3 separate regions of the Homo sapiens genome follow, and regions 2 and 3 are each linked to region 1. The links are chromatin loops, found by intact Hi-C in ENCODE. Cell type or tissue: heart right ventricle. All regions are shown on one strand. Links, peaks and the distances in the headings refer to the core of each region. The heading gives the core; the rest is flanking DNA. Region 1 overlaps RBFOX2 (RNA binding fox-1 homolog 2). Region 2 overlaps RBFOX2 (RNA binding fox-1 homolog 2). Region 3 overlaps RBFOX2 (RNA binding fox-1 homolog 2).

Region 1 (10,168 bases), core at 1,185-9,184:
ATGTTGAGTGCATACCTGTGGCATAGTTTCATTGATAGGTGTTGGCAAAGGAGCATGGAGCATAAGGCTGTAGTATTCACAGTAAGCTTTTCAAAAACTTAAGTTTCAAATGCAAATCTAAAGGATGTCTCTGCTCTTCCTAAGCCTTCTGGTAGATAGTACTAGAAATTCCTAAGTGAATGCTTTATAGGATATTTTATTATTGATTATTGATAACAATTGTGGCAAAATATGGTGTTGTTGATAGAAGTATCGAAGAAGTCCATAGAACTAGCATAATTTCTTCTGACCAACCACCTCACTGCAGTATTATTGTGTTGGCTTGGATGCCTCCAGTTTCAGTGATTAGGACTCACAGGCTGCAACAAAGACAGGCCATTCCACAGTGACACCTCTGCCAGGGCTTTCTCTCTAATCCAAAATGCAACTGGGCAACTACCTCTGGACATGGGTAGAGTTGTTTGAAAAGGAGACAGAATGAAATGTAAAATGTAAGACCTAAAGGAATATGAGAAAGCTACTTCTCACACCAAATTTCTACTGATGAAGATTTGTGGAAGGAAGTAATAGGGGGCCCTGAGGGAATATATGTTTATAAATGAAGTAGAGCATTACAATATAACGGCAGTGGTAGAAGTGCCTGAGGTTGTATTTCGTCCTAAAATGATATAAGTCCTATGCTAAAAGAATGACCTGAGAAAGATGCATTCCTGGGAAACTTCTAATTGAAAGAGATAAGCCATTAGATAAAGTCATTTGATAAACATAAAGGAATAAAGCCTAGTTAAAACCCCAGCTAGATATGTAAATGTGAATATGTCAAGAAACAGCCTAGTTGGTGTGCTTCGTAGATGATAGAGGAAACAGACTTTATTAAAGACTGGCTCAGGTTTAGATGTGGCACCATCTCAAACATGGGCTGTGACCACACATGGCAGGGATCGTGTCAGAAGTAACGTGCACTGCCGATGGGTCATATGTGAGAAGGAGAAACTGGTGATCTGTTTTCCACCAGGATTATAAGGCTGTATCAAGGTAAACAAAAACCTGTGCTTTTAAAAATCAAACTCTTTGCGGAACTTGTTTTCAACTGTGTATTGTTTCCCTTCTGTGCTAATTCATGTAAATAATGAAATAAAATGTCGTCATACTCTCCTTGAGAATATCAGGTCAGCAATAAATGTGTTGGGCTCTGGTCTGAGCACCTTAGAAGCAGAAGTTGGTTTCCTGACTTCACTGCACAAGGCAATGCTTGATCAGTTGCTTTGAGGCTTCGAAGCAGGCTGTTTCTAGATCCCTCTCTGGACATTTTTCTTCACTGTTAATGCTTCTCTCATCAACCTTTTAATTATTTTTATCTCTTTAATTACTGCAGGCGAGTTTATACCGAGGTGGCTACAGCCGATTTGCCCCCTACTGAAGTGACGTGAGACCCCTGCAAATGGGACAGCCCCCCAGTTCATGAGGCCTGGCTATTGCAATATTTACTAGTAGAGGAACTCTATAGCAAGATGAAGAGGAAAAACAAACAAACAAACAAAAAAAAACACAAAAAAAGAAAGAATACTTTTTTATACCTCACTATGTTCTTTGAATATGTATTTTTCCTTTAAATTTCTGCCTTTAATTCTTTTGTTCCAAAGATTGTGCATTTTTTTCTTTTTTTTTTTAAACTGTGGTAAAAAAAAAAAAAATAATGCATTTCCATGTCTGTATGTCCGTGCTTAGCTTATTCTATCAATCACGGAAGAGGCAGTCAAGGAGGAAGGAGAGACATTAGGAGCCGATAAATGCATCTGATCAGAAATCAGCAGACAGAATTACCAAAGTGTATCTGGTGCTGAATGACTGGGGGACAAGCAGAAGTGGAAGAGATCTTTCTGCAACAGGATATTCTTCTAGTCTTCTGAGTTTCTGGTCTTTGACAGGCAATTCTGGTTGGCTGTGGCTGGAATCCACATGCTGATAGATAGGAATTTGTGCTTACAAAGCAGGAGAATTAAAAAGACGCTTTCCTCTCCTCTTCCCTCCTGTCTTCTCCGTTCTTTTTACAATCATCTTACACGCACAGCCTGAGACAGCTGGCATAGTTTTTGGAATTATAGTATTGATATTTCCAAACGTGCTCTCAGACAGTGGATAATAAACACCTCATTAGGAAACCGATCTCAGAATGAACTCTGGAGTATGAAAAAGATCATTTCTTTTTGTTCCTGTAACCTAGCATTCCTTCTAGGCTTCTTCTCCTTTAATTGAACCACAGCTTAGCTCATGTATTCTTTTATTAACACCCTGCTCTCATGTCCATAAGATTCAGGAATTTAGGACCCAGGGACAGAAAAGTGAATAAGCCAGTGACCAGATTTCCCCCAGATGTCTTGAGGATTAGAAGTACAAATTGTTGACAGCCATTAAAGAGGGTGAGGAAGGGAAAAGGAATATTAGAAGATCTGGTATTTCTTACTTTTTTCTTGCCTCAGAAAGTACAAAGTTTAAAAAATAGAATAAAGAATCTGCTGGGGAAAGATAGAGTACCAGGTCCTAGGTCAGTAGTCCCTGGAAGTTTTGGTGATGAGGACATGGAAGGGCAGGCAGAGGCACTTTGTACTTGCTCCAAAGCCATAGGAATTTTCATCTTCCAGAGCCTTTATGAGTCACTTCTCTATCCACAGTCTTGAGCCTGTGGCTATCCCGCTGAGCTTCTCACTGTCCTCCAAAAACACCCCGCTGAGCACCCGGACCACTTTGTACACATTAACACTACAGGACATAAAATGCAGAGGCCCTGAGATTGCTGCCCTCCCATATTGGAAGGAGGGTCTGCGATGGCAAGGGTCTTCTATATCACCAGAAAGAGTCGCGCAGTGAGTCACTGCCGTTGCCATCTGGCTGTAATTTTCTATGTTATCAAGGTAGGAGGGAGTGTTTCTCTTCTAGCTGTTAGATAGAACTGATAAAAGCAAGTGTCCTACAGCATTTCCCAAATGAAGGCATTAGGAAATAGAAAAGCACGGTCTTTTTGGCTCCCTGGTCTAGTCACATTGGTACTAGGGTGACCTTTCACCCAAGGGACAGCTGCTAAAGGGAGTAATTCAGAGACATGGAGCTTCTGGTTATGGGTTTGTTTTGGGTTTGTTTTTAACTCCTGCCTCCACACATGTTCTTGACTGATAACTGACTCATGTCCCTGAATTAAAATGACTGACCTATGACAGCATCAAGCATTCTTTGTAAGCAGAGTGATATATCTGAGAGGGCGTTGACCTGTTGTGTAGAATACATATCCTTTCCCCCTTCAGAATCCTGTCTCGCCTCGTAACTGGGAGAGAGGCTGTGCCTGAAACTAGGGGCGATGTCAAGGAAGCTAGAGGCCTCGATGCAATTATTACTGACTCTGGGGAGGAAGACAGAGAATAAGGGGACACCAACTGCCCAGTCCACTGGCCATTTTTAAGGGTCCCCCCACCCCAAGCCAAAGTTTGGTTTGTTGCTGTTAAGACAATTTTTGTTGTATGTATATAAATATTTTAGTTAGAGGAGCGGGGAATGGGATGCGGGCTTTCACAGTTCTAGGGAATGGGGGCAGGGAGGATTTTGCTTTTGCTTTTGCTTTGAGGGAGAACTTTAGCTGACTAAAAAAACAGAAGTTTGGGGTCATGATCACAAAGGGGCCATTCCCAAAAGATGGCAAGCCACGTATTCAGTGGAGACTAGGCCAAATTCTAAATGGTTTTATCCATAGCAGGGGAGAATAGGAGAATGAGTTTAAGAGTTTTTCTCTTCTTTTTTCCTAGAAAGAGGTAAGGATAATGGGAAAGGTAGAGAAGGCGGCTCCCACAGACCTTTTAAGAGAGGCAGAATCTTGAGCTTGAGGCACCTTGAGTGCATCTCAGTTCAGCTGGTTCTGGCTGAGGCCTCCAAAGGCAAGCTCTGTGCTTTCCAGTGGTTTCTGCTGCATTTCCAGGGATGGTGTTTAACACCGCTTCCTCCAGCTCCCTTTTCTAAGAAAGAATAAATGGAGTTCTGCTTTTTATGAAAGGGTCTTTGGTTTTCAGTGTCAACACTGAGAATTGGGGCTCTTGCAAGCATCTGGATTTCACAGTATCAACCTCCCCGTCACCTTTTGAACTTTGAGACTCCGTACGGTCAACTTCACCAGAGGCAGGTTGCTCGAAGCAGCACTGCTTGTCTGTTCCTGACTCTGGTTCTCACTGTATTAAAAAAGAGAGTCAGAGGAGTCTGGCATTTCGTGAGTTTGTTAGAGGATGCTGGCTGATAATTCCAGAAAACTTACTGATGCTAAATCACAGTACATGCATGATTCTTTTTCAGCTTTACTATAGTTCATGACCTGGACTTTCTGTACTCTTGGAAGCTGGGCTCCTTAAAGGAGGCCTCTAGTGAACACCTTTATCTCCATGTCCCTCTTAGAGCCCAGAGAGCTGCCCATAGGCATTTTCCAGAATTCCTCATGTCACCTAGTTCAATTTCCATTAACTCAGATCAGCCATTGTGATTCACCATTTGTCAGGCTCTCAGGTTTAACAAAACCTACTATCACCATCATCCTTCAACAGCCACAGTCTGAATTGAGCCAACATTTTTTTTTCTTTGAGAAAGAAGTGGACTGGGGCACAACTTTTAGTCTGAGGGGAGCTAGTGGAAATCTAGACAATAGAAGTCATCGATAGCAGCTTTTCCTCAAATGTGTGACTCCTCAGGGGCTAAACTGCTCTTAGCTTAGAATTATGCTTTACTAGAGATCTAGCAGATAAGTGGGTTAATCACTACCATCCTGTAACTAGTTATATAGCTTCCAGACATGAGGGAGACATCAAACAGGGATGGAAGCAACCCCAAGGATATGCAAGAAGGGCATGATGAACCCCCTTCCCTCTGGCAGGAGAACAAGGCCAACCAAGGGACAGACTGGAAAGCACTTAGATGTTTAAGGAGGAGAAAGGGGAAGCTTTGACCAGTCCTTGCCTTTTGCCAAGTTCAGCCAGTTCTCCGCTGCTTGCAACCTCTAGCGCAGTAACATTTGCAGAATTGCAGATTTTCCCCCAGATACTAGGAGGAAAGGGACTTTGGGGGGTGGGGAAGGGGTCGTGGTGTTTTAAAAGCATAAGTTACCTGTTTGCACTGTTTTAAGATAGGAAAAAAAAATAGTGGGCAAGGTGAACATCAGACGTAAATTTGTGTGTTTTTATTTTGTCATGCTCTTGAAAATGTTTGACCATTTGTAGTATACACAGTGAAACTTGATTCTCTGTTGCATAAAACACTATATTTTTTTGGAAATGTTACTGTCCAAAAGCCTCTTCCCTCCCTTTCCTTTTCCTATGTACTTCCTTCATACTTGCTTTACTGATCAGCCAGGCAATAGCCATCCAAGAGCTAGAGCATGAAACAGGGCCCTTTCCAAGTAGGCTCTGGGTGTCCTAAGCCAGCGTGTGCCCTCTGGTTTAGTGAGTGTAATAGAGTCCCTGGCACCTTTCTTTGCAAATGAGGCTAACAGACCAGACTGCAGCAAGTTATCAGATTCCTCAATCAGATGCACTAGGAGTGAGGAGCCCAGGGATGGAGGGGGTTCCTGAAGTATTGCAGTTGGCTGTAGTAGCTGAGTTCTTTTCCATGTTACCGAAACTGTAGCCAGTTACAGTTTACTCAGGAAAACGGTAGATCAATTCAGCCATGGTAGTGCTGGTTGGCAGGGATTGGTAACGGAGAGAACTGCTCATCAGCCAAAACTCAAGCCTTGCCTTTTAGGAGGCCACCAGCAGAGGGACTTGGTCCTCCTTGTCTGGTACTTGTGTACATGCCGGTGACCTGAGGACTCCACTCACACTGGCGAGCAAAAAGGGAGCAGTGATTCTCTTTTCTCTCCCCACCCCCTGCCCTTTGTTACCAACACCAGTTTCCCAGGGGGTACATGAGTTTCTGAATTTTTAAAAAATGTTTTTGGTTTGGTTTTTCTGGGGACTGATAAGTGCTTTAAGCAATGTCCATACCCCGTCAAGACTCCCAGCTTAGTCATTTTCTTGTATTTTTCTGTTCACAGTATTTGTGTGTGTGCTTGTTTTGGCAGCTCATTTTGGCTGTATTATATATTGAGTGATGAATTGATCCTCTTTTTTCCCTAAGGGATATGAATTGTTTTTCTTGTGTTATATTCTGCTTGTGAATAGCTGGAGCAAACCTGGGGCTGACACGCGTAAGCTAGGGCTGCAAAGCGAGAAGAGAGCCGGTGGAGTGTACTTGTCCCTGACAGGCTGACCTACCTGAGTCTCTGAGCTTTTCAGTCCAAATCTTTGCAAGGCTCAAAATGCCACAGAACCTCTCCTCTTCTCCCCACTCCCCATGGCAGGGACCGGACCATCCCTACATGCAACATGCTGTTCCTCCAGCCCCTCCCATTGCCATGGCAAAACAGGTACCTTTGGGGCATGGGGGCATTACATGGGATGCTTGTGTAATCGACCACCTAGCCTTCTCTCTCCCCTCCCGTCCTCCCCCAGAATCACTTCCTAGGACACCCGAGCTGCTTGCCCAGGGTCCTGTTTCCCTGCTAACTCCAGAGAAGCATCCCAGGGCTTTGTGACAGTCTCTAATTCCCTTCCCTTCTCGTTAAGAATCATATTGTATAGTAGCTTTCAGACCATACAGTATTCATTGGGTTACTCCTATTATTATCAAGTAGCTGGAATTGTGAAGGTCGGAGTAGTTAGATCTTTAGCTTTTATTCCTTATTTTTTTGTATTACTCTCCATGTGTATAAATTATTGATCATGTTGCTGGCTTTTATAAACTCTAAGCGAAGGAGGAGCACTGCCTCAGCCTTTGCACATGGTAATGAAGCACTGTTTTTAAATAAAAGAGAGAAACACCATTCTTTGGGCTGTGTGTATTAATCCTCGTTCCCTGTTGCCTCTGCCTGAGGCTCCAAAGATACCACTTGGATTTGACTTTTTAAGCGGGGGGCGGGGGGGACAAGAAGGAAAAGTGCCAGGCGTTCTAAGGTGAGACGTTCTAAATGGTGATGAGAAGCCAGAAGGTAAGCGTGTGTCAGCTGCTCTCAGCTTCCCCAGCTGTGAACTCCAGTCTGTCCAAAAGCTGCTTCTGAAATCTTTCAGCTTCACTTCTTCACCGTCCACCCTCCCCTAGATTCAACTGCTGCCTTTACTGTACCACAGACACTGTCCTTGCCAGGGGCTGTGGCCCCACTTGACCTTATCAAAGTGTTATTTCCCTGCCTTGCCTCCTCTGTCCCTGCTGCCCCTGGCTCTCCGGCTGCCACCCAGGCTCCTTCACTTTTTGTTCAGCCATAGAAAATATGTCCTGCCTAGCCCTTTCCTCCCTGTTTCTTTTCTTTTTTTCCCCTTGAGACAGGGTCTCACTGTGTCGCCCAGGCTGGAGTGCAGTGGTGTGATCAAGGCTCACTGTAGCCTCAAACTCCTGGGCTCAAGTGATCCTCCCACCTCAGCCTCCCGAGAAGCTGGAACTACAGGTGCACGCCACCACACCCGGCAACATTTTTTGTAGAGATGGGGCTACACTGTGTTGCCCAGGCTGGTCTCGAACTCCTGGCCTCAAGTGATCCTCCCACCTCAGCCTCCCAAAGTGCTGGCATTACAGGCATGAGCCAGCACACCTGGCCTCTTTTCTTTCTTACCTGTGCTGAAACCCATCCCTTGCTGCATTTGTTTCGTTTCTCAGCCAATAATTCCCAAATCTCTGAAATTCTCCATAATCCATAAATCTCTAACTCCCTTCACTTCACCATATGAGATCATCATGCTTCCTATTTCACAGAATATGGAGGTTGTCAGACATAGTCTCCCTGAATGAAGTTTCCCTACCAGATCTACAAGCCTACTTGAATTCCACACAGGGTGTCTTTCCCCTTCTCTCTCGTTCTATTAGAGGCATTCTTCACATCACCGTGAACCCCACACCTGTGCTCTGCATCCCAGCCTTTCCCACCTGCTCGGTGCTTTGCTTCAGTTTCCTCCCTTGCCTGGTTTGCCTCTTCCTCTCAATAGTCCCTTTGGCACTTAAGCGTGCTTAGATCTTAAGTTAAAAAAAAAATTGGAAAATCTCAAGTTATTCCTTGTACTCTTTTTTTTTTTTTTTTTTTTTTTTTTTTTTGAGACAGGGTCTCACTCTGTTGCCCAGGCTGCAGTGCAGTGGTGCTATCTCGACTCACTGCAACCTCTGCCTCCCAGGTTCAAGCAATTCTCTTTCGTCAGCCTCGTGAGTAGCCGGGATTATAGGAATGCACCACCAAGCCTGGCTAATTTTTGTATTTTTGGTAGAGACGGAGTTTCACCATGTTGGTCAGGCTGGTCTCAAACTCTTGACCTCAAAGATTCACCCGCCTCGGCCTCCCAAAGTGCTAGAATTATAGGTGTGAGCCACCACACCTGGCCCTAAGTTGTTTCTTTTGTGGCAAACTTCTGGAATAAGTTTCTACCGGCTGACTCCAATTACTTGATCTTCACCCTGTGGCTGCCTGCCTTCTACCTCCAGTACCTGGAAGCAGCCCCTGAGGATGACAGTGAACGGATGCTCCTCTGTTCACCTGCTTGACTGCTGAGTGTTCCCAAGGCTGCTTCCCTTGTGTGTTGGACTGTGACAGGCCAAAGTGAGCGAGTACCTCACCACCACCACCCACTCCAAGCTGGCACGTCCTTGCCCGGCCTCGTCTTATCTCCTAAACTGGTCTCCTTGCCTCCACCTTTTCTCCGACAGCTCTCCATCGCCGAAGTTTGTTCTCTCGACAGCCTGTTCAATCGGATTGTGACGTGCTTTTGTGCAAACTTCTTTGGCTTCCCATCCCGTAGCCAGTTCCAAGTCCTTATTTTGGTCTACAAGGCCCTGTACAATGTGCTCCCCTGGTAGTTTATTTGGTGTCTGTCTTTCTGTACTAAAATGCAGGCACCTGGAGGTCAAAGACTTTGTTCTGTTGGCTGCTGTATCTCCATTTGCCTGGTGCATTGTAAGCATTCAGTACCTATTTGTTGAATTACTGCTTTCCATTTTGGATGTAAATGATGCACTTTTCAGCCCTGCCTTCCTCCACATTGCCACCCCTAGTAACAACAGTGGACATGAGTGTGGAGCGCTGTTGGTGGCACTTGCCCATTTTCACTCCTTTCATCTTCCCAGCAGCTCTGTGAGGCGGGTGCCCCCTGAGGCACTTCTGTCTGCAGCTCCTGCTCCTGCCTTCCTGCTGGGTTTGACAAGCATGCAAAACCTGGATTGCCCCTTCCCCAGGCCATTTCTGGGGGTTGTGTTTGCAGCAAGAAAACTTGTATCCCCTCAGGACAAACAGCAAGCTTGCTTACTACCTGTTATAAAAGAGGTGGATCCCCTAAGCTCAGTGCTCCTCAGCTGCAGCGCAAACCTACTACCTGCGCCACATCTATCCAGGCCTGTGGGACTCGGGGGCTCATGGAACTGTTCCATATGCTGGTGCTCATGCTGCCTGCTGCACTGTGAGTAATAAAGTCCTTTGCCTCTCACCGAGTCGTGTGTCTTCCACCAATATCCGTGAAACAATAACAGGCTAATGCATCAGCTTCTAAGGAAGGAGAAATCAAAGCCTATACCTGACAGTATTGTTATTCCTCTGTTAAAAGATGAAGCTGGACGCATAGAGAGATTAACTAACTTTCTCAAAGTCACATAAGTAGGAAGTTGCAGAACCAGGATCCAAACCCAGGCAGTTGCTCCCAAGTGTATGCCTTTAACCTCTGACTGCTAGTGTTTCTAAGTGCTGCTCTTGTGGAAACCCCACAGAAATCAGAGCCAGCACTGCACTCCTGTCTCTGGCTGCCTCTCTGCCTCTTGTAGGCTCCTCTTCCTCCAGCTCTCTTTTAAATCTTGTTATTCCTCTAGGGCTCAGTTGTAGGCCAACTTCTTCCCATACTCCACTGAAAAGATCACTGTTGAGACCCATTTCTGCCTGTAAGCTAATGACTCTTAAATCCAAACTGGAGTTCATAAAGCTTTCCTAGAGTCTAGACTCACGTCCAGCTGCAGCCCCACAGGCTTCTAAAATTCAATATGCTTGAAATAAACCCTTTTTCTACTCAAAACCTATGTTCCTGTCTAGTCCATTTGAGCTGATAACAAAATACCATAAACTGAGTAATTTTTAAATAAC
Region 2 (10,168 bases), core at 1,298-9,297, 99 kb before region 1:
TGGAAGGTAGGGAAGCTGAGTTACTTCTGTATGACAAGAACACCTAAAAAAAATTTTTTTTAAATGAGTGGGTATTATTTTGTCTAGAATCTGAACTATTCTAATAAAATTGAAAATAAAGCCTTTCTCCCACTCTTTTTGTACATCTTCCTTTCAGCTTCAGATTTCTGAAAGATACTGAAAATAAAACTGAAGTAAGGCCAGGCGCGGTGGCTCACGCCTGTAATCCCAGCACTTTGGGAGGCCAAGACGGTTGGATCACCTGAGGTCAGGAGTTCAAGACCAGCCTGGCCAACATGGTGAAACATATCTCTACTAAAAATGCAAAAAAAAAAAAAAAAAACTGCCGGGCATGGTGGTGTGTGCCTGTAATCCCAGCTACTTGGGAGGCTGAGACAGGAGAATCGCTTGAACCTGGGAGGTGGAGGTTGCAGTGAGCTGAGATCGTGCCACTGCACTCCAGCCTGGGCAACAGAGCGAGACTCCACCTCAAAAAAAAAAGTGAAGTAAATTTATAAATTTGAAGATATCTCCAAGTGCGCTCTTGGAAGAAAGAATGCTTTTATAATATTTTGATAACTACATAGGTGCTCTTCATTCTGATGTATCCATGTGTGAATAAATAAATGGCTAGAGTAATAGAAATCAAGGCATTATTGTTTGATTTCAACAAACATTCATTTACTGTGTATTCAGATACTGGGTTAAGAACTGGGGATATAGTATAAAACATGATTTCTACCCTCAGACTGCTCATAGTCTAGTCATAGTTATGCAGAACAGTAACTCCAACCGTTATGTACCATGGATTAGGTGCTAAGGTAAAGTATGCTCACAGATAAGGGTACCTAAACCAGATGTGGGAGCAAGTAGGGTCAGGAAAGGCTTTCTGGAGTAGGGGATTTCTGAAGTAAGCCTTGAAGGATGAATAACCCATATAGTCGGCCATATTCAAGGGAAAAAGAATAGAAACATGGTGTTCAGAAGAGATGTATGTGCTCAAAAATAGAAATGTGGGAGCCGTCAGGGTAAATTCTTGGTAACTGAAGTGATAGAATGAGTTGGAACACCTTGAGCAAGTGTGGTCAGCAATGTTAACTTCTTTGAGGTTTGGACCCTTTTGAGAATCTGATAAATACTACAGATCCTCTCTGCGTGGAAATGCATATAAGAAAAATTTCTACTGGGGTGCCTGTGTTAGGAACCATGCACTTTGGGTTAAGAACCTCTGGTGTGCAGTAAAAAGAGATCTGAGGATGACACCTTGCAAGTAACAACAACAATTGAGAGGATGGTAGAGGAGGAAGAAGAGTACGATGGAGAAGAGGGTGAACAGGGAAAGAGGAAAGTTAAGAAAGACTGGTATCATTTTAAGTTAAGAGTGAGAGTTTCCCAAAGGAGGGAATGCCAAATACCACAGACAAATCAAAGAAGACATAAAATGTCCATTAAATTTGGCCATGATTTGGAGGTCTTCAGTGACTTCAGTAAGGTAAATTTCAATTGAGTAGTATGGAGGAAAGGAAGCTGGGGTTCTGGAGATTGGATGAAACACTCAAAGAGTTGAGACTACAGGGAGAAGTACCTCTTTCCTTCATTTGTTTATTTAATAAATATTTCTTGAGTACTTACCACGTCCCAGACACTGTCCTGAAAGCTGGGGATTTGTCCATGGAGAAGGCAGGGCCTCCTTCATTAGCTGACATCTCATCGTGCCCACCCTGTTCCAAAGCTTCCCAGCCCCTGCCTGTCTCTCTCCTCCCAAACACACATACAGGAAATGTCCTAAAATGATTTTCTCCTTGGTACATTACCGGGCACATTCAGCCACCAGGGGACTCCAGTTTTGCTGGGTCAGACCCAGGCTGCTCAATTGCTCTTCTCTCTCTTGGACACCAGGGAGCAAATTGTCCTCTATAATACCAGGGACACACTTCAAAATATCATTGTGCCAGTCAGACCTCACTATGAGCCTGTCATTCAGTGAGTTTATAAAAATCATTGTAACATTTTTTTTAAGCTTGTACCAATTCTTTCCTGTAATAAATTTTTAAGCCTATTTGCACTGTAAAATATTGGTTCTAAATGTAGAAAAGTAGCATGAATTCCTGGCCTGAGGAAACCTTTATCCTAGTCTTGGACTTTTTGCATGTGGGGACCCCTCATTTGCCCTTTTCTTTAAAAACAAAATAAAACAAAACAAAAAAACTCCTTGGGGCCTTGTCTCTTTCCATGATGTATGGAGGCTGCAGTCACACCTAAGTGTCAAGGTAGCTGCTGCTTTTCTAAGGATGGGGGCGGGGGACATTGTGGGGGAGATGCTATCTTCTTAGTGCCCCAGGCTTTTTGTCAAGAATAGTGTAATAAACCAGAGGATTCAGAGAATGATACACAGTGATTCTGAGGTTTATTTCAATTATTAGAACTGAAAACACAGTTATCCCATTAGTATGATTCAAGATTTTTTCCAAAAATACACTGGGTTGCTCTTGCTTCCAGTGAAACTCACCTGCCCATTTTCTGCTTACTCACTTTGTCTTTAGAAAATTTGACTGCTTTTTATCTCCTTCTGATTGGCTTTTCAGTTGCAAATTCAGAGAGTACTATATATTCTGTGTTCCAGGTCACTTCTAAAAAGTGTTAAATAAGAACAGGCCTAGTACTTATCTATATTACTTTACTCAGCGTTTTTCCTAATATTTGAAGATCTCATTCTTTTTAAAATTATTACTATGGATTATGCCACAAGTATACAGATATCTGTAAAATGCACAGAATAGAGCCTGATATACTATGTTACATCAGTTTCTCCAGGTTCCACAGATGGTCCTGTATTTCCTGTGTTCCTTTCAGAATTGTTAAAATGATTATTAATTTAGGAGCGGGTGTAATGATGTTGTATTGGCAGTGTGCCAGCCAATGGTGTTATACAACACATTTTTTTAATTTTAAAATTTTAAAAATTGAATTCACAATAGAGATAGGGATTTGCCATGTTGCCTTGGCTGGTCTTGAGCTTCTGGGCCCAAGAAATCCACCAGCCTTAACCTCCCAAAGTGCTGGGATTACAGGTATGAGACACTGCGCCTGGCCAATACAGAACATTTTTAAAAGCCTGGTACTGCATGTTGCCAAACAGTCCTTATGGAGACAGCAAAAAACTATGTATTCTCAGTGTGATTTGTTATTTTGAATTTAGATTTCTGTAGATGTTTATTTTTTAAATGGAGAGCTCGTGTTGTTAGCCGTGGGCTTGTAAAAAATAAAAATAGATAAAAATTAAAAATGGGAAGCTTAATTTTGGAATTAATCTTTTTAACCTTTGGGTAGTCTTTTAGAAAGTATATCCTAAAAATACATAGCATAACTAAAATATCTCATAAATCCTTCAGAATGAGCTATTTATTAGAATGCTGTAAAAAATTAGAAAATCTTAATTTTATGAGACAACTGATAAACTCATCATTTTATAAATTGTTTTATTTGAATGTGTGATAATATAAAATAGGGAAATTATGAAGTTTATATTCAGAGGTTAAAGATTTTTCCAAGATCACTAGTAAAGGGCAGAATTAGACCAACTTCTGGACTGAACCACATCTTTGATGCATTTTTTAATTATATTATTTTAATAAGAGAACTTTAAAGAAACTCTTATTGTCAGTATTCTCCTAAACCTGTAGCTACAGCATTCTATAACAATTACTATTTACAATAATGACACAAATTTCTAGGGTATATATAAGAAAGGATTTACCTTTTTCAATAAAGGCTGAAACATAGAAGGCTGGAGAAAACAAAAGGTGAATTTTCAGTTAACCAAAATTTTATTGAAGCTGGAAGCCTTAAGCAAATTTGCATGCACCTTTGTGTATCTCTTAAGTTTCTTAAGCAGTCATATTTGTAGACACCTTTTTCAGAGTCTCCAGGTATTTTTTATAGTAGGAAAAAAATCATTTAAATTACCTCTCATTACCTGTGTCCTCTCTTTTAGTCCTTTGCTCTCACTAGGCTGGTTTGGTCTTCCAGGACAAGCAAGTTCTTGCATATTCCTGTTCCTTGAAAAACCTTCCAGTTAGTGGTCATGTAATAGCTTTTCACTTCTTCACATCTTTCTTGTTAAATCCACTGCATCTATAAACTGTACATCAGTAAAAATGTTTTATTAATATTAAAAATAATTTTGTTTCATTTCTTATTTGACATTCATGGCTGGAATCTCTTAAATCTGTATGAACTATAGTAAGCTGCTATGAATGCTTCCAGTGCTATATAATTAATTCCATCATCGCATCCTTAAAATATGCCAGCACATGGCGCTTGCCCCTCCCTACCTCCTCCCCCCTACACACACACACACACACACACACACGCACACACGCACACACGCGTGCGCACAGCGTACACCAAACTGCCATTCTCCAGCAGGCCTGCTTCTGGAGTTGGGAGATGTCAGCCTGCTGGGAGGGGGTGGGGGGAGGAGGAAGAGGTGGGGCTCTACTCTGATTAATTACCTTAGGCATTCAGGGGTGGGGCTTCCTTCAGCCATCTGCCTGAGATATGGGAGGGAGCTGGAGAAAGAAGGAGGGGGAGAGACTGCCAGAGAGGAAGAGAAAAGAAAGGAAGAAACATTAGAAAGAAAAAGGAAGGAAAACGGTATAAAGAGAGATCAATTACCCACCCTTAAATAGCTAGATTGGGGGGGGAGGGGGGTGGAAAAGAAAGCTGTGGAGGTGTGCCCCAGCACGGCTGCTTTGAAAGGTTTATCATCTATCCGTTTGGTTTATGGAGAAAAAGAAAATGGTAACTCAGGTAAGATTTGTGCTTCCTCGGCATGTTTCTTTTCTCCTCTCTGGGATCTAAATAAAGGTTTGAGGGTGGAGTATAGTAAGAAGAGTTTTAATCATTATTGTCTTCTTAGAACAGACCAGATTTATTGTTATCAGCTGAAAAGTCTGTGTCTGTTGAGTCCGTTTATGTGTGTGTTATGTATCCGTATCCTTTCTTCCCCCTCCCTCAACTCCATAGCAGATTCCTGTTTCCTGTACTGTGCAGCTGTAGCTCAGGAAAGACCCTGTGGGGATTTGTCTACCTCTTTGTCTTGGTTCTGAGAAGAGGGAGGGAGAGAAAGACTGCAGAGGTAGGAAGAGATTCTTGTAGACTGCCAAAAAGAGGGGAGCAGGATTCCTTTTAAGAATTTCAGAAGAATTTGTGTTATAGGGAAATCTGATTCCTTGTTCACTTTGGTTTCTCAGGATTGGCTATGGAATTGTAGTTTTGCTGTTACTCTAAACTGCTTATTAAAAATGAAGGTTAGAAAAGAATGTTTCATTTTCATGCCTTTGTTACTGGCAAAGAAAATTTTCAGTAGGAGCATTCAGGTGTGACAGAGGCAGGTAGAGCCCTCCTTGACAGGAGAACGAATCTGAATGTATAAATCACAATCACACAGGCTTTAAAATACATTTGAAGGAGAGAGAGTAGGAAATGGAAGATACCTCTCCTCCCTCTGTCTCCCCTCTCGTTTTTCTCTCTTCTCTTCTCTCTCTCCCACTCCCACTCACTCTCTCCCCCAACCCCCTCAATCCCCCTTTCTCTCCTCATCCTTTTCCCCTCTTTCTCCCTGCCTCTTTTTGGTTATGCCAGGCAATATCTAATCTGCATTTTAGCAAGTCATTCCTGACAAATGGAAAGGTGAATGCTCTTCCACAGTTCTCCCTGGCAAGGCAATTTTTCTTGTTAGCATCCTTCTGTACGCTCCATTACCCTTTTTCCTTTATGTATAGGTTAAGAGGAAATGATGAGGCTCTGATTTATCAATGAGAAATCATTTACACTGTAGGACATTCAAATCCTTTAGTCTCAGACTTAAGATCAGTTTCACTCCAGGTTTCTATGCTCTGTGGAAATTTCATCACTGGACAGTGCTTTCCTTTTAAGGAGGTTGCCCTTTTTTTGTGTTCTCTCTTCTCTTCCTCTCCCAGTAACCACCGGAGGGCGAGAGAGCCAGCTAGTTATCAGGATGGAGGCATCATTTTAGGAGCTGGAATCCTGTTTAGTTATATAATGCCCTGCAGTGCTGTTTGGAAGGAGGGAAACCTGTAGGGATATTTTCCCATTGGGACCCAGAGGAAAGAAGTTTCAAATATATCTTTTCAAAGTAATTTTTCACCAAATCTGAGTTTAGAAAATTTCAACAAACTCCTTCCTCTTTTGGAAAAGCGGAGAAGCTTTTGAAATGTTTCTCTTCCATGTGTTATCCCCTCATCATCAGTCTAATTACCTCTTTTGAAATACTGCTTTATGCTCTCGGCCTTAGCGCCATTTTTTTGGAAACCTCTGTGCCATGAGAGCCAAGTGGAGGAAGAAGCGAATGCGCAGGCTGAAGCGCAAAAGAAGAAAGATGAGGCAGAGGTCCAAGTAAACCGCTAGCTTGTTGCACCGTGGAGGCCACAGGAGCAGAAACATGGAATGCCAGACGCTGGGGATGCTGGTACAAGTTGTGGGACTGCATGCTACTGTCTAGAACTTGTCTCAATGGATCTAGAACTTCATCGCCCTCTGATCGCCGATCACCTCTGAGACCCACCTTGCTCATAAACAAAATGCCCATGTTGGTCCTCTGCCCTGGACCTGTGACATTCTGGACTATTTCTGTGTTTATTTGTGGCCGAGTGTAACAACCATATAATAAATCACCTCTTCCGCTGTTTTAGCTGAAGAATTAAAAAAAAAAAAAGAAAAGAAATACTGCTTTATTTTTTAAAAAAAATTTACATAAAAGATAAATCCTGTTTCTGGATTCTCTTTTTGCTTGGGAGATGATACTTGCTTAACCTTAGAGCCCTCATTCAATTTTTATTAACTGGCAATATTAGAGGGTAACAGCTCTCTTCTTGCTTAGCAATTACTGAAGGCTTTTCAATGACTTGACTTTTCATTATTTATTTTTTAAACTAGTGAAAGAATGATCTAAAATGGAAATTTTTATGATGAGTTTTCTATTGCCTCTTGGAACATTTCCCCTTAGTTTCTAGAGGAGCTGGTAAGTGTAGTGTGTGTGACCATTAAGTTAGAGTGCACATGCTTATGCACACTTAATATTGTGGTCGTAATAATTAGTATTTAAAGAAGCCATAAGTTTAGGAATGAAGTAGAAGAAATAAATGGAAACTGGAAAGAGAGATTCTGGGGTGCTTAATAATTCTAATAATAAAATCACCTGTTTTATCAGGATGTGCTAAATATTGAAGAAAAGTTATGAGTTTTTGCCCATCCTGAAATTATACAACTGGCAAGGATAGAATATCAAATTTGTGAATTTTCAGTATTCCAGCGTATTTGTTTTGTTGTATATACTTTCTGTGTTAATGTAATGTACATAGTTGTTAGTAATCTAGGGGGAAAACAATCAAAGGAAATAACCAGCTGGGCCAAGTCTTTCATTTGTCCTGTGGTTGTGTTGTGTTGTGCCTGCGTGTGTGTGTGTGTGTGCACATGTGTGTGTGTGTGTGTTTGAGCCAGACATCCAATCCCAACATTTGATAATGACCTGTCACATAAGCTTTCTCAATATAGAATGTCTATACTGGTGGTTAGGCCTGGGTTTTCAAAGTTAAACGGTTTATTACAATGTAAGAGCGATGTATGGATGTGTTTTCACTGTTTTGCTACTTAGGTTCTTTGCATCTTCAGATGATACCATCTCTGTAGTCCCCAGTTTCCATTGCTCAGCTGTTGGAAAAGGGCTTTCAGTGAATGACTTTTTCATCATACCATATTAGATCCTTGTCAGTATTTGCACAGTGTATGCGCTTTATTATTACATATGCTCTACTTTTATAGGGCCTGTTTTTGTTTTAATTATCAAACTACTCTGTCATTTATAGTAAGTAATCAGTGCTCTGCTAAAAAGCAAATGGCAATTTAATCACAAAATTCTAATATAGCCGATAGACATGCTTATGTGATACTTAAAACGTTAATTTTATCGGCTGTTCATGTGTATGTTGTAGGAGTATTTCACTGAGATCTCTTATTTTTTGGGCATATAGACCAGATTATTGCATCTCATATTTATGAAAATAGCAATATGGAATATGAAGGAAAGATAAATCATTCTTGTACTATGTGTAAAATTCGAAAAACAAAATTGCAAATGACTTCAACACTAATTAGTAAAAAATAAATGTTTAGCCAAACTCAAATTCAGTTATACTATCTATTGTTGAAAGGGAAAGTGTACTAGGCAGAGAGGAAAAGATTTTACAGTATGGATGTGAAAGAAAATTTTTGTACTCTACTATGGTATAAGACTGCCAGTTTCTGTGGAACACAAAGCCCTCCCTTTCTTGGACAGCTCAGTGCTTTGCTGGCATTTTCTTCAAAATCTGTTTTCCATCAGGACCAAGAGGAGGGAAGGTGTTAGGAATAAGGGAGGTTGGAAAGGGGGTTGCTGTTCCTTTAAATAGTGCAGTGAGTCCATGTGGCAGCAGGCCGCTCTGGAGTGTATTCTTTTGTAATGAATCACCAGTTCCATTGTCTGCTATCTCCCCTCTTTGTAGCTGGAAGGCTGAAGTCTTTCACCTGAGCTGCTGCCAGTTCGCTCTTCTGTTCCTGGGTGGTTGGGAGAAGAGAAGAGGGAGGGTATTTTATGCTTTAATTAAAGACAGATAAGAGAGCAGGTATGTTTTGCTTTGTTTCATTTTCTCTTTTCCTGTTTTTGTTTGTCTGGTTTTTGAAAGGAGTTGGAGTAGAGAATCTATTCTGTGATTTTGCTAAGCATATCCCATTTTCTTTGAATTCTGGAGGTCCTCTCAGCATTTAGTCTCCATTTTGTGGCACTGCTTTAAAGTGATTCCATTCGGTTGCCTGCCAGTCATGCTCCCTTGCCACTCGAACCTTATCCCACCCTTCATCCACGGAGCTGCAGCCACACTGTTTGTTTTGGCACACTTTCCACTTTCTATGGGCTTTGCAGGATTTGGGGAGTTGGAGGATAGGCGGGGATTGTGGGTTGGAGACTGAATTTATGTTCCTTTACAATGAAAAAAAAAAGCCTCACTTTTTCCAGAGATTTGGTTTCTTTCTGAATTCTTCTACATTGCTCCATATCTTCAGTTATAATCATTTCTTCGCTGAGGCCAAGATTGTCTCTTGAAAAGTATTGCTTTTCTAAAAATTACTTAGCTTTCTTGAAAAGATAAACAGAATTTCATAAATGAAGCTATGATGAAATCCGAGCAATCTTGACTCATTAAATTGTTTTTTCCGTCTTAGTCACCCCCTAATCACACACACTTTTCTCTTTCTTTTTTGGCCCCCTTCTCTATTTTTTCCTTTATCTTTCTCCTTAGCTTTGCAATTGAGTCTAGGTAAGCTTAATATTTGACAACCTATTACTTAAATTTGTATTGCTACAGGAGACATCTTCATATTGAACAGTAATGACATTCCTCATTCCTCTCAGTGATAAGGCATAAGCTCAAATTCCTGGTTTTGTTCCTCCAGTTTTCTGTTCTCCCCTGAGAAATTCCAAACTCTGATCTACACAGATTGCCATATGTAAACAATTTTATCTCTCTCAAATTTGAACTTTTCATCATGTAATTCCTTACCTAGGGGTTGTTTCTTGGACATCTGTTTATGGTAGACAGATAGTTTCTGGGAACCAGTCATACTAGGTGATACAGCCCCCCCTTACCCACCCTGGTCTCCTTCTGGTATACCATTCCTCTCCGGGATCTGACATTATTGGTATCCCACATGTTCCCTTCCGAAGTCATAATTCCTCACTCTTTTTTTTCAACATTTCCAAACCACTGTCAAATCTTTTTTGAACATTTCCTCCCAACATTTTGTATGTGAAATTTGCCAGGCACAAATACAAGGCTCCCCTGCAGTAAATACTTTGCTCTTTTGATTGTAGCACCTTTCTTAGTGGGCTCCAGTGTTCAACCTCTTCTAGGCAGTGAGAAATGCTGCATTCTGCCATCACAATGTATTGTGTCTATTCCCCAGACTCTTAAATGTTTCTCTATTACTATTAGAATGATTAAATTCAGGAAACTAATTCATTAGAGGTCATTGCCAGAGTGAATCATTTAAAATGCAAGTCTGATTTTGTCATTCCTGTGCTTATACCTTACAGTTGCTCCCCTTCAGTCTC
Region 3 (10,168 bases), core at 1,264-9,263, 170 kb before region 1:
TATTTTTAGTTGAGGTGGCATTTCGCCATGTTGGCCAGGCTGGCCTTGAACTCCTGACCTCAAGTGATCCACGCGCCTCAGCCTCTGAATCTGCTGGAATTACAGGCGTGAGCCACTGCTCCTGGCCAATCATCACTTCTTAATTCCTCTATGCCCACTACTTCCCCAGCCCTATGCAACAAGTGGTCTCCACTTTTCTACAGATTTTGCCTATTCTGTATACAGTTTATATAAATAGACTCAATAGAATATGTGGTCCCTTGTGTCTGGCTTCTTTCACTTAGCATAATGTTTTCACTTAGCACAATCCATGTTATAGCAGTACTTCATTTTTTAATTGCTAAATAATACTTCATTATGTGGATATACCACATCTTATTTAATATTTTTTTTTTATGGTGGGAAAACATGTTTTTATGTTGGGAAAAGAAAGGTGAAGAGACTGAGACAATAAATAGGATTATTTTCCTTAATTTAAAATGGGAGGAATAGGTGACTACTATGAAAACCAAGGCTATCAGGCTTTCTTGAGGAATTGCAGCTAAAGGCCTAGGTGACAGGACAGTTGGCATCTGCTGCTTCATGAATTGTTTGTAGCAGAGTGGCAGCTCTTTTGACCCGAACACGTGCAGTATTCAGGGAGCTCATTGTGTAAATCTTGTGTGTTGGCCAGCACCATTGCCCCCTACAATACCTCATGGGGAACTGGAGAGGCCTTTGCTGATCTAATCTGGATACATTTCCCTCAGTTACTGCAGCTCTGGGTCCCCAGAGAGTCCTCTCTAAAGAGCTGCCAGTTTGTTGAGTGCTGGCATTTGTAAGATTATTTCTTACTATATGATTCGTCCAGTGAAGATGACACCCATTTATGAGGTCCTGATCTATTAAGCAGAAATAGCAACCATCATTCCTGTGTTTTTGGAATGAATGCTGACTCTAGGGCCCCTGTATGCTTTCTCAGCTGTAGAGTTTGGAGGGCTCCTTTAGCAAGCAAACAATGTGCCCTTCTGGGTGCCAGGTGACTTTACTGTTGTTCTGTTGATTCCTGTTAATTACTTTCTTGATTTAATCTCCAAGGAATAGAGATACCTTCATAAAATGAGTGGTATGGCTCAGGATGTAAGTCTTTTTAATTTGTACACCAGAAATGTTGTGGATGGCTTTCTACTTTGCCAGAACTTTCAGTTTAGTTTAGAGAGTGAATTGTAATCATTTGTCTTGATACCCTGGCCCTTTGGCATGTCAGCCCTAACACTGAAACAAGAACTCTGGGTAGAGGACATCAGCTTGGCCCTCAGTTCCTGAGCCATTGAATGTCAGCGCTACATTTAATCATATCACCCCCGTTTTACATTTGGGGAAACTGAGTTCCAGAGAAGTTAGATGACTTACCAAATCCATAGTCTTATTTTCTTATAGCTCTTGCTAGTGGCAAAGCTGAGTCTGTGATATTGAGCCTTCATTCTCAGTGGAGTGCTTTTTTCCCAGTGCAGAGCTGTTTCCTGAAGAACATGTACTGTCATGACCAAGGAGTGGCCAAGCCCTGCTGTACTCCATCAGCAGTGCAGGCTTTAAGGTGTATTTGAGAGTTTGACAGATTGCGATTGTGATGATGAAAATTTATAGGAAAGAGCAAGAGCACTGGTTTGTGAGTTTGCACGCCACTGACTTACAGAACCCAGCCCCTTCTGGCCTCCCCTTCTCCCAGCCTCCCGTGCAGTGCACTGTGTCCAGTGAGTATCTTCATGACTACGTGATTATAATTCCTTGAGAGCCCCATGTCTATTTGCTAAAAAATAAATATGTGCTGCTACACTAACCTAACAAGCAGTCATCTTGTAGTTCCTGCCTGAAAATGTTTGATCATGGTTGTCAACTCTATGCCTGCTATAATTTTTGCCTAGCATAATGTGAAGAGAAAAGATAAAAATCCTTCTCTCACTGTGCATTTTCACTGTCCCCTCCCCTCATTCTTAGTGTATAGAATTCCAGAATGGGCCTTGCTTTCTGACATTTTCCTGCCCCATGACCCTAACAGATCTATTCAACATGACCCTGACGGCTGAGATAGATCTAAACCCAGCCCCTTCACAGTGGAACACTTAAGCTGGGTAGTAGTTCCATACTGAGACCCCTTTCAGTACTTTCTCTTCCTCCCCTTCTTTTTTGTTGTGTCTTCCCCTACCAACATGAGCTCCTTTTTAGGGAGAAGTTGTATCCTTCACTCTTTTCCCCCATCACCTAGGAGTTGCTCAATATAGTCATTAAATAAATTTTGGCATTCTCATGCTGTTTACCATTCATGATGGGATGGGTAAGATGCAGGAATGCTAATAAGGTTGTCAGATGGCCGTGTTATTCCTTTATAGAAGTTGTTTTATGGTCCTTAATAATAATTTATAGTACCAGGTACTATTTACTGAATGCTTGCTATGCATCAGGTATTGTGCTAATGCACATATGCACATACCATCCACTTTTCATTACTCTTTTTTTTTTTTTTTAAATTTTTCAGATAGAGTCTCTCTGTGTCTCCCAGGCTGGAGTGCAGTGGCGTGATCTCGGCTTGCTGCAAAACCTCCTGCCTCAGCTTCCCCAGTAGCTGGGATTACAGGCATGAGCCACCATTCCCAGCTAATTTTTGTATTTTTAGTAGAGACGGTTTCATCATGATGGCCAGGCTGGTCTCGAGCTTCTGATCTCAGGTGACCCGCCCGCGTCAGCCTCTTAAAGTGTTGGGATTACAGGCATGAGCTACCACGGCCGGCCCACTCCTCATTACTATTAACAACCACTCTCCTGGCTGGGCACGGTGACTTGTGCCTGTAACCCCAGCCCTTTGGGAGGCCGAGGCAGGCAGATCACATGAGGCTAGGCGTTCAAGACCAGCATGGACAACATGGCGAAACCCTGTCTCTACTAAAAATACAAATATTAGCCGGGTTTGGTGGCCCATGCCTGCAATCCCAACTACTTGGGAGGCTGAGGCACGAGGATTGCTTGAATCCGGGAGGCAGAGGTTGTAGTGAGCCAAGATCATGCCACTACACTCCAGCCTGAGCAACAGAGTGAGACCCTGTCACAAACAAACAAACAAACATGCAAACACCCATTCTCTCTATAAGGTGGACAGTAGAAGCCATATTTTACCAATGAAGAAACTGGGCTTTAGAGAAGAGCAAGTCACAGAGCTGGAAAGTGGTAGAACAGGCATTTAAATCTAGGTTAGCTTGATACCGAAGCCTATGTTTTTAGTAACCATACTGAACCTCCTTGAGTAGTTAATTTGCTGAGCATTACTGTGAAAGAGAGCTAAGTCACTTATGTTCCCTAGGATTTATAAATGAGACATCTGTGTTAGCACAGGGCATTAGTAACATGATTTAGATTAAATCTGGCTTTGGGATTAAAGAATAGAGACAAAGAGGAGGCATACGGAGCCTCTGCCACTTAACTTCCTGGAGCTGATTTGCTTGTGCTCAGTATTGAGGAATCTTTCCTCTTTGAGTGAGTGTAGAGTGGTTTTGGGTCATTTGTAGTCTACACAGTTTCTGAGAGATGATCTGTCCAGCAATTCCAGATTGTTTAGGGTGGGCCTGGGAGAGGGTATGGCTTACTCCTCGTTTCTGGTGCCGTATTAAGGTGAACTAGAGCTGATTCATGTACTGGTTGAGACTGTAAAAGGACTTCCAGGTTTAGTCATTCTGCAGGAGGCTTTCTCTTTGGTTTAACTGTAGCTCTTCATCCCTCACCCTGGTTTACATAATTGGGACTTTAAAATTTCATTGTGGCTGTAAGAACAAAGGGAATGCACTTTTCAGCAGCTCCTTACTGACCAGTCGTGTGGAGTCCCTGTAGTGTACTCAGGGAGAGCGGCTGCCTCTCTGATTCTCTGCATAAAACAAAAGTATTTTGTACATAGCTTTGAAATGGGAGAGAGAAACTTCTGAAGAAAAAAAGAGTTGTTTGGGGTAATAAGATTTTGAGGAGGCAGACACTTCCTGCATTCTCCCCTGGGGAAAGAATCTAGCTACAATTGAAGGGCATTGCCTCAACTAATTTAGTTAAGTGGCCCCGTCCTGGATTAATAACTTGGGCAGACTTCCCAATGGATTTGGCAGGGTATTGGGTTTCTCTCTCCCCAAACCCTCCCTTCTCTCTGCCCTGCACATGTGTGCTAACATAATTACAGAAAGTTACAAGGGGATGGGGCTGCTCTTAAAGGAGGTGGCTCAGAGGAGAGAATGTGATTGTGTAGTCCTGTCATATTTCCGAAATGGCAGAGTTCGAGTAAAATGGTAGGGTGGAAGCAAGCAGGCTGGTTTCTCTCTGTAATGGCAAAGGGGGAGGAGGGTTGGTGGCAGTGTCGATTTCAAGCACCTAGAGCACACGAGCACTGGGTACTAATTTTGTGCTAGAGAAATATTAAACTGTCTTTTTGCATTTGTTTGTCCAGATTGCATTACTAAGGATCTGGTCATTACAGAACAACCTTTTTGATTAAGGTCAGAAGTTAACAGTTTTTCAAGTTTGGTGGTCAAGTGTTCAGAAATATTTCACAGATTTAGTTGAAAACCTGAGCAGATGCTTTTGCTGTTGTTTACCCCCGGGGATCGGGTGACATTCTTCTCCCTTTTCCTCTTCCCCACCCCTTTGGGAACCAACCAATCACGTAGAGGAATGGATTTCAGTGCCTAAGGAGTCAGCCAACTCCGGAGCTGTAGCTGAGACTGAATGTTTAACTCTTAGGTATCTGAATCACAGGGAATGGCAGACATTGCAGTTAGCTTGTTTTCTTGTTGGCATCTACTCTCAGAGCCCATCCCTAAGGGATTGTTCCTAATGAGGCGAGGTACATTGCATTGAACTTGAAGGAACTGGCTTTTAGCCCCAATTCTGCCAGTAACTAGTATTGCAACCTTGGAAAAGTTATTTTCTCTTTTTAGACTTGCTTCTCTTTATGCACAATGAGAGGAAAAGGAGAAAATGGGCATGTATGGTATATCACTATATATTCCAGTGGCGTTTTATCGCTAGCCTTGAGGTTTAGGGGAAAAGCATTTAACCTGTATTGAGTGCCTATTCTGAAGCAGTTTGTTTTTATTTGTTACCTTATTAAATTCTTATGACTCTGCAGGGCAAATGCTGTTAACCCAATTTTACAGATGAGAAAAGTGTAGGCTAGAGAGGCTGTCCAGCTTGCCCAAGGTCACTTAAGGAAGGCCCATCTGGCTCTAATGCCCAGACTCTTCCATTCCACTAGGCTGGCTAAAAAGGCCCTAGAAGTCCTGCCAGCATTTTCACTCTGATATTCTTTAACTCCTTCACAGCTTTTAATCCTGCCCTGTAGGAGGACCAAACATTACTGTCTCCTCTTTCACAGCCCCGCTACTAGAGCAAGTAAATGACTTAGGGATTCCTCCATCACCTGAAAGCAGCAAAAGAAGATGGTACAGCATTCAATTTTCTCCTTCCTCCATAAAGAAATTCCCGTCCTTTATAGCCAGCTCTGCCCACCCCTTCCTCATTCCCCTTTTCTTAGACAGGCAGATATTTTCTTTTCTCTTTCCCTTTGGCTTGTGATTATCAGGTAAATATCCCTGGTTTGAGGGAGGAGCAGAATTTTGATTAGGTTAAAAAATTATCTTTACCCATAGCCTTTCTATGACATAGATACTACAATATTGGGTTTATCCCCACCTGGAATTTCTATGATATCTATATCTATAAACCTATATAGATTTATAGATATCATAGAAATTCCAGGTAGGAGTAAACCATATATATATCGGTATATCTCTATCCATCTATATATATATATACACACACACACATACATATACACACATATTATAATGATATAATTATATATGTATACACACACACACACACACACACACACACAATAGAAATAACAGGATATATATATCCTGTTAGGCGCTCCCTTAAAGAGCTTTATTTTTTTGCTTGTAAATTATCCTAGCCATCTGATTTAATAGATACACCTTACCCAAGAGAACACTTTCTGTTTCTCTTCCTGCAGATCTTACTTTTTTTACTTTTTAAAAATAGAGACAGAGTCTCACTATGTTGCCCAGGCTGATCTTGAACTCGTGGGCTCAAGCAATCTTCCTTTCCTCCTCTGCCTCTCAAAGTGCTGGGATTATAGGCACCAGCCACTGCAACTGGCCACGGTTTACTTTTAAATTCACAGAGAAAATAGCTTTTTAAAGGTGAGTTCTTATTAATATTTTGGTTACTTCCAATTAAAAAAAAATTACAGTAGAAGCCCTAAAATGTCAGATTTGCCAATAAATCATTTTCTGTCATTTGTTGTGGGCTAAGAAAAATGACAATAGACAAAACCATTAACAATTGAAATTTATTAAGAAAGGCACTGGCCTAGGTGTTTTATGTACATTATTTCTAATTTTCATCTTAATTCTGCATTTGTTGATTACAAAACAGGTTAAGAGGGGTTAAAGTACTTGCTCAAGGTCACTGCTAATGAATGGTGATTTGGCAATTTGATTGTAGGTCTGTTTCACTTTCAAACCTCAGTTCTTTCTTCAATGCCATGCTGCCTCTGGGATATGATCTTGAGAGTTTTATTTGATCATTCATGCTCATGCCTCAGCTCAGATCACCCCGGAAAACCCATATATCTTCTTTTAAAAAGGGAAATACATTTTATATGATAAGTTTAACAACTGAAAAAAAATTAAAAGAAGTATTTCCTGGTGTTTGCCAACTTTTACAATCAGGTGACTTTTACTGGTGTTTATTTTGAATTATTTTTGTTAAAGTTTGGATCCATCCCTTGTTTTAAGTGAAAATGCTAAATAGCTACTCATCCTCAGGTACTGGAGAGCTTAGGGGATTTCACTGTGAATTGGGTGGACAGGAAGAGGTAGGCCTTAAAGGTTAAGTAATATATAGGTAGATGGAAAAGGTGGAAGAATTTTCTTGCGGTGAGGAAATGTTATTGCTTGCTCCATCACTTGGTACATCCTGTGTTCACACCATCTGTTTGAGCTCCTGAGAATGTTGATGGGAATCTAATGAAAGATGGGTTGGTATTAATGAATGCTCATGTTCTTCTCCCTTCCTCTCTTGAGGAGTTGCTTGTGATTTAGCTCTGCCACACTTTATGTTGGGCTTTCCCAGTGGTGTGCTCTGAGAGATTCATATAAGAGAAGTATACGTAGTATGCTGTTTCTGCCATCCAGATCACCTCAACAAATAGTTCCATAATGTTTATTATGTGCCTGTTATATGCCAGTCAGTTGGCATGACCAACTGATGATGCTGAGATAAGATGTGTCATTGCCCACTAGGCCTTTACGTTGAGTACAATTTGCAGTCTCATTCAGGATACAAGACCTACAAACATGGAATTAACAAAAAAGAAGTATGTATTTAAGATTAAAAAAAAATGAGTGAACCAAGACCAGCAAATGTTGTTGAGGTTTAGAGATGAAAGGGGTTAGGATTTGCTGGAGCAGTAAAAACAGGGTTCATTAAAAATTTTATCCAGAGTATGGAGTGGGGAAGGGCTGGGGTGAGATGGGATATGGGTCATGCCACTGCTAGTGAAAGGAAATTGAAAATGGCTCATTGGATTAGAATAAGGTACTTATACCTTCTAAAATTGTTGATGGAGTCATAGGCAGAGATTGGGAAGGGGAGATTCCACCAATTAGCATTTTAAGTGAGGAGTGTAACGATACCAGCAGCTAATGTAAACAACACCAATAATAACAACTTAATCCCTGAGATCACAATTTTTAGGAAAAATTTCTTACATTTATTTATATTTTGGCTCCCTTGATTAGCTTTCCTCTGATTAGAGAATGTGGTATCCTGTATATTAAAATACCTTTACTCTTGTTGGATTTTTAAAAGATGCAAAACTTTAAGATAAATCAGAGGTCGATTAAGACACCAGTAGGCCTTGTTGCCATTTCCATTTCCCATATGCATTGATTACTGTGTAGCAGTATTCCTGATGATTGTTGAATATTTATGAGGTTCTCTCCCAAAAAAGCCCACCAAGTGAAGAACTATCTTTCATTTTTTAAGTTCCTGAAAATTACCTAAAACTCTTCTGTAGGAGATGGCTTTTACAAAGAAGATTCTTTCCTTCTCCCTTCCCCCAACCCATAGTAGCTTAACTTAAGTACCTGGGGGAGATAAAGATAAATGTGGGAAACTTCAGGATGAAAGGGACATTATTAGAGACCAGAGAAGTCCCGGGAGGTCATATCAGGCTTAAAGTGGAAACTATGTTACAACCTAAGCAAGGAGCAACTGATAGGTCTATAAATAGGGTTTTATCTCCTCCTAGAAAATTTTTGTCATGGTTATAGCTTTCCATGTGGGGGACTATTATATTTACTAAAAATAAACCGTTTCAGAAATAATTAAAATAAGTCCCACTGAACTCATTTATGTTATTAAAAGTAAAGTCATAGCCTGAAAATAAGTTTATAGAGTTTGGCATGTACTAATTTTAAGGAACATTTTGATGCTGCAGCCATTGCTTATATATGGGATAGAATGGTAAAGCCCAAATGGATTTGTATGGATTAAAATAGATTACCTTCTCAGAAAATAATGTTATTTCAGTTTTTTTCCGCTAGTTCAGAAGACCCTCAACCTCCTTTGCATGCATTCAGACACATAAGTTGGCATTACAAATGAATCATCTAGGGAAGTGGGAGTACTTCTAATTCTCCAGGAATCTCACACAGTAAAGCTGCTTGGATATGGCTATTCAGAACAGAAAGGTATAGAAATGGACAATGGTATCCCTTCCATTGGTATTCCTTCTGGGCAACAAAAACCCTTAAGCTGTCTGAGTCTGTTTCTCACACTTCTGTTATCCTGATTGTAGCCCTTTAAATTGTGGAGCAAATTCTTGGCATCTGTCTGCCTGTCAGCTACCTATCTCTGACACCCCTGGATAGCTTGTTTTCTTCCTATGAGTATATGTGAAATTTGTAAAAAAGCATCTATTAATTTAAGTATCCTGTTAGAAGCCTGCGAAAATTCAAATTGGGCAAACAATAAAATTGCTTAAACCGTGTTTCTCAAAGTTAATTTGACCATAGAGTACTTTTCAAAATATAATGAATTGAATAACACAGCATCAGTATGACTCACGTACAATGTGTGTGTGGATTAAAGTCACCAGAAGTAGTGTTAAAAAGATGAATTAATGGCTTCAGGAAGTGACTTCATTGGCTTTTTTTCAAACTTTAAACATTTTGGAGAAGTTAAATCATTTTAAGTATAAAAGTTAAAGAGATTCAGTTATATTTTGTTTAAAGAGCAAAAAATCATGACTTTGTTGAAATTAAGTAAATATTTATGATTGTCAATCATCAAAATAGATTACATTTGTATTGTCTATGCCTTTGGGTACAGGTTAAAAATTATCTTCTTTTTCTGCCTAAAAAAGAAAGTAAGGCCCGGCACAGTGGCTCACGCCTATAATCCCAGCACTTTGGGAGGCCGAGGTGGGTGGATCACCTAAGGTCAGGAGTTGGAGACCAACCTGGCCAACATGGCGAAACCTGTCTCTACTAAAAATACAAAAACATTAACCGGGCATGGTGGCTTGTGCCTGTAATCCCAGCTACCCAGGAGGCTGAGGCAGGAGAATCGCTTGAATCCGGGAAGCGGAGGTTGCAGTGAGCCGAGATTGTGCCACTTCGCTCCAACAGGGGGACTCACATGTTACCCTTATTTCTCGAAGACATTGCTCGGAGACATTGCACTTTTCATGATAGATTGTTGCATACTAAGTAGAAACTATATTTGTATTTAGTATTTTTCTTTTGAATGAAGAAAAATATTGCTAGCGTTACTTTTAAAATTGTTGTATTACCTTTTGACAACTTGTAAAATGCTAAAACAGGGTTACATATTTCAGGTGTATCTGACTTCCTAATTACTTTAAGCCTTTTACTGCTGTTGTTCTTTTTCTCCCCTTACAACCTCTCAACTCCCTTCTTTCCACCCATACTTTAAAGAAGGAAACTGAAATTCCTGATGTAATGTATATTTTTTCATATATATATGTTTAAGAGACTGGGTTTTGCTATGTGGCTTAGGCTGGTCTCAAATTCCTGGCCCCAAGCGATCCTCTCACCTTGGCCTCTTG

Evidence for each region. A loop is a pair of places that touch in the nucleus more often than their neighbours do. Peaks named below come from ENCODE experiments on the same cell type or tissue, not always from the same donor. Only the 100,000 strongest peaks of a DNase experiment are listed, where the experiment ranks them.
Region 2: it touches region 1 in a loop (2.1-fold over the local background); 10 of 110 quality-filtered maps call a loop at or near these places.
Region 3: a loop joins it to region 1, with 3 times the contacts of the local background. A loop is called at or near these places in 25 of 110 quality-filtered maps.

The regions. Positions count from the first base shown.
Region 1 is chr22:35,735,457-35,745,624 of GRCh38, reverse strand. RBFOX2 (RNA binding fox-1 homolog 2) reads left to right here. Exons shown (of 14, transcript NM_001349999.2): 14 at 1,376-6,889. The coding sequence ends at 1,420. Among named protein-coding and RNA genes, the nearest start is that of APOL5, 23 kb to the right of the region's middle. In heart right ventricle, for the core only: a CTCF peak has its summit at 5,762; no DNase peak of the experiment used is centred there; H3K27ac peaks cover 2,960 bases.
Region 2 is chr22:35,834,836-35,845,003 of GRCh38, reverse strand. All of the region lies in intron 2 of RBFOX2 (RNA binding fox-1 homolog 2), which reads left to right. It also overlaps the pseudogene RPL41P3. Among named protein-coding and RNA genes, the nearest start is that of APOL5, 120 kb to the right of the region's middle. In heart right ventricle, for the core only: CTCF peaks have their summits at 1,827 (motif pointing right) and 5,979 (motif pointing right); DNase peaks (open chromatin) are centred at 1,791, 4,413 and 8,512; H3K4me3 peaks cover 4,462 bases; H3K27ac peaks cover 7,793 bases.
Region 3 is chr22:35,909,215-35,919,382 of GRCh38, reverse strand. The region is part of intron 2 of RBFOX2 (RNA binding fox-1 homolog 2); the gene reads left to right. Among named protein-coding and RNA genes, the nearest start is that of RBFOX2, 110 kb to the left of the region's middle. RefSeq lists an enhancer at 2,327-3,006. In heart right ventricle, for the core only: no CTCF peak of the experiment used is centred there; a DNase peak (open chromatin) is centred at 4,672; H3K4me3 peaks cover 2,022 bases; H3K27ac peaks cover 8,000 bases.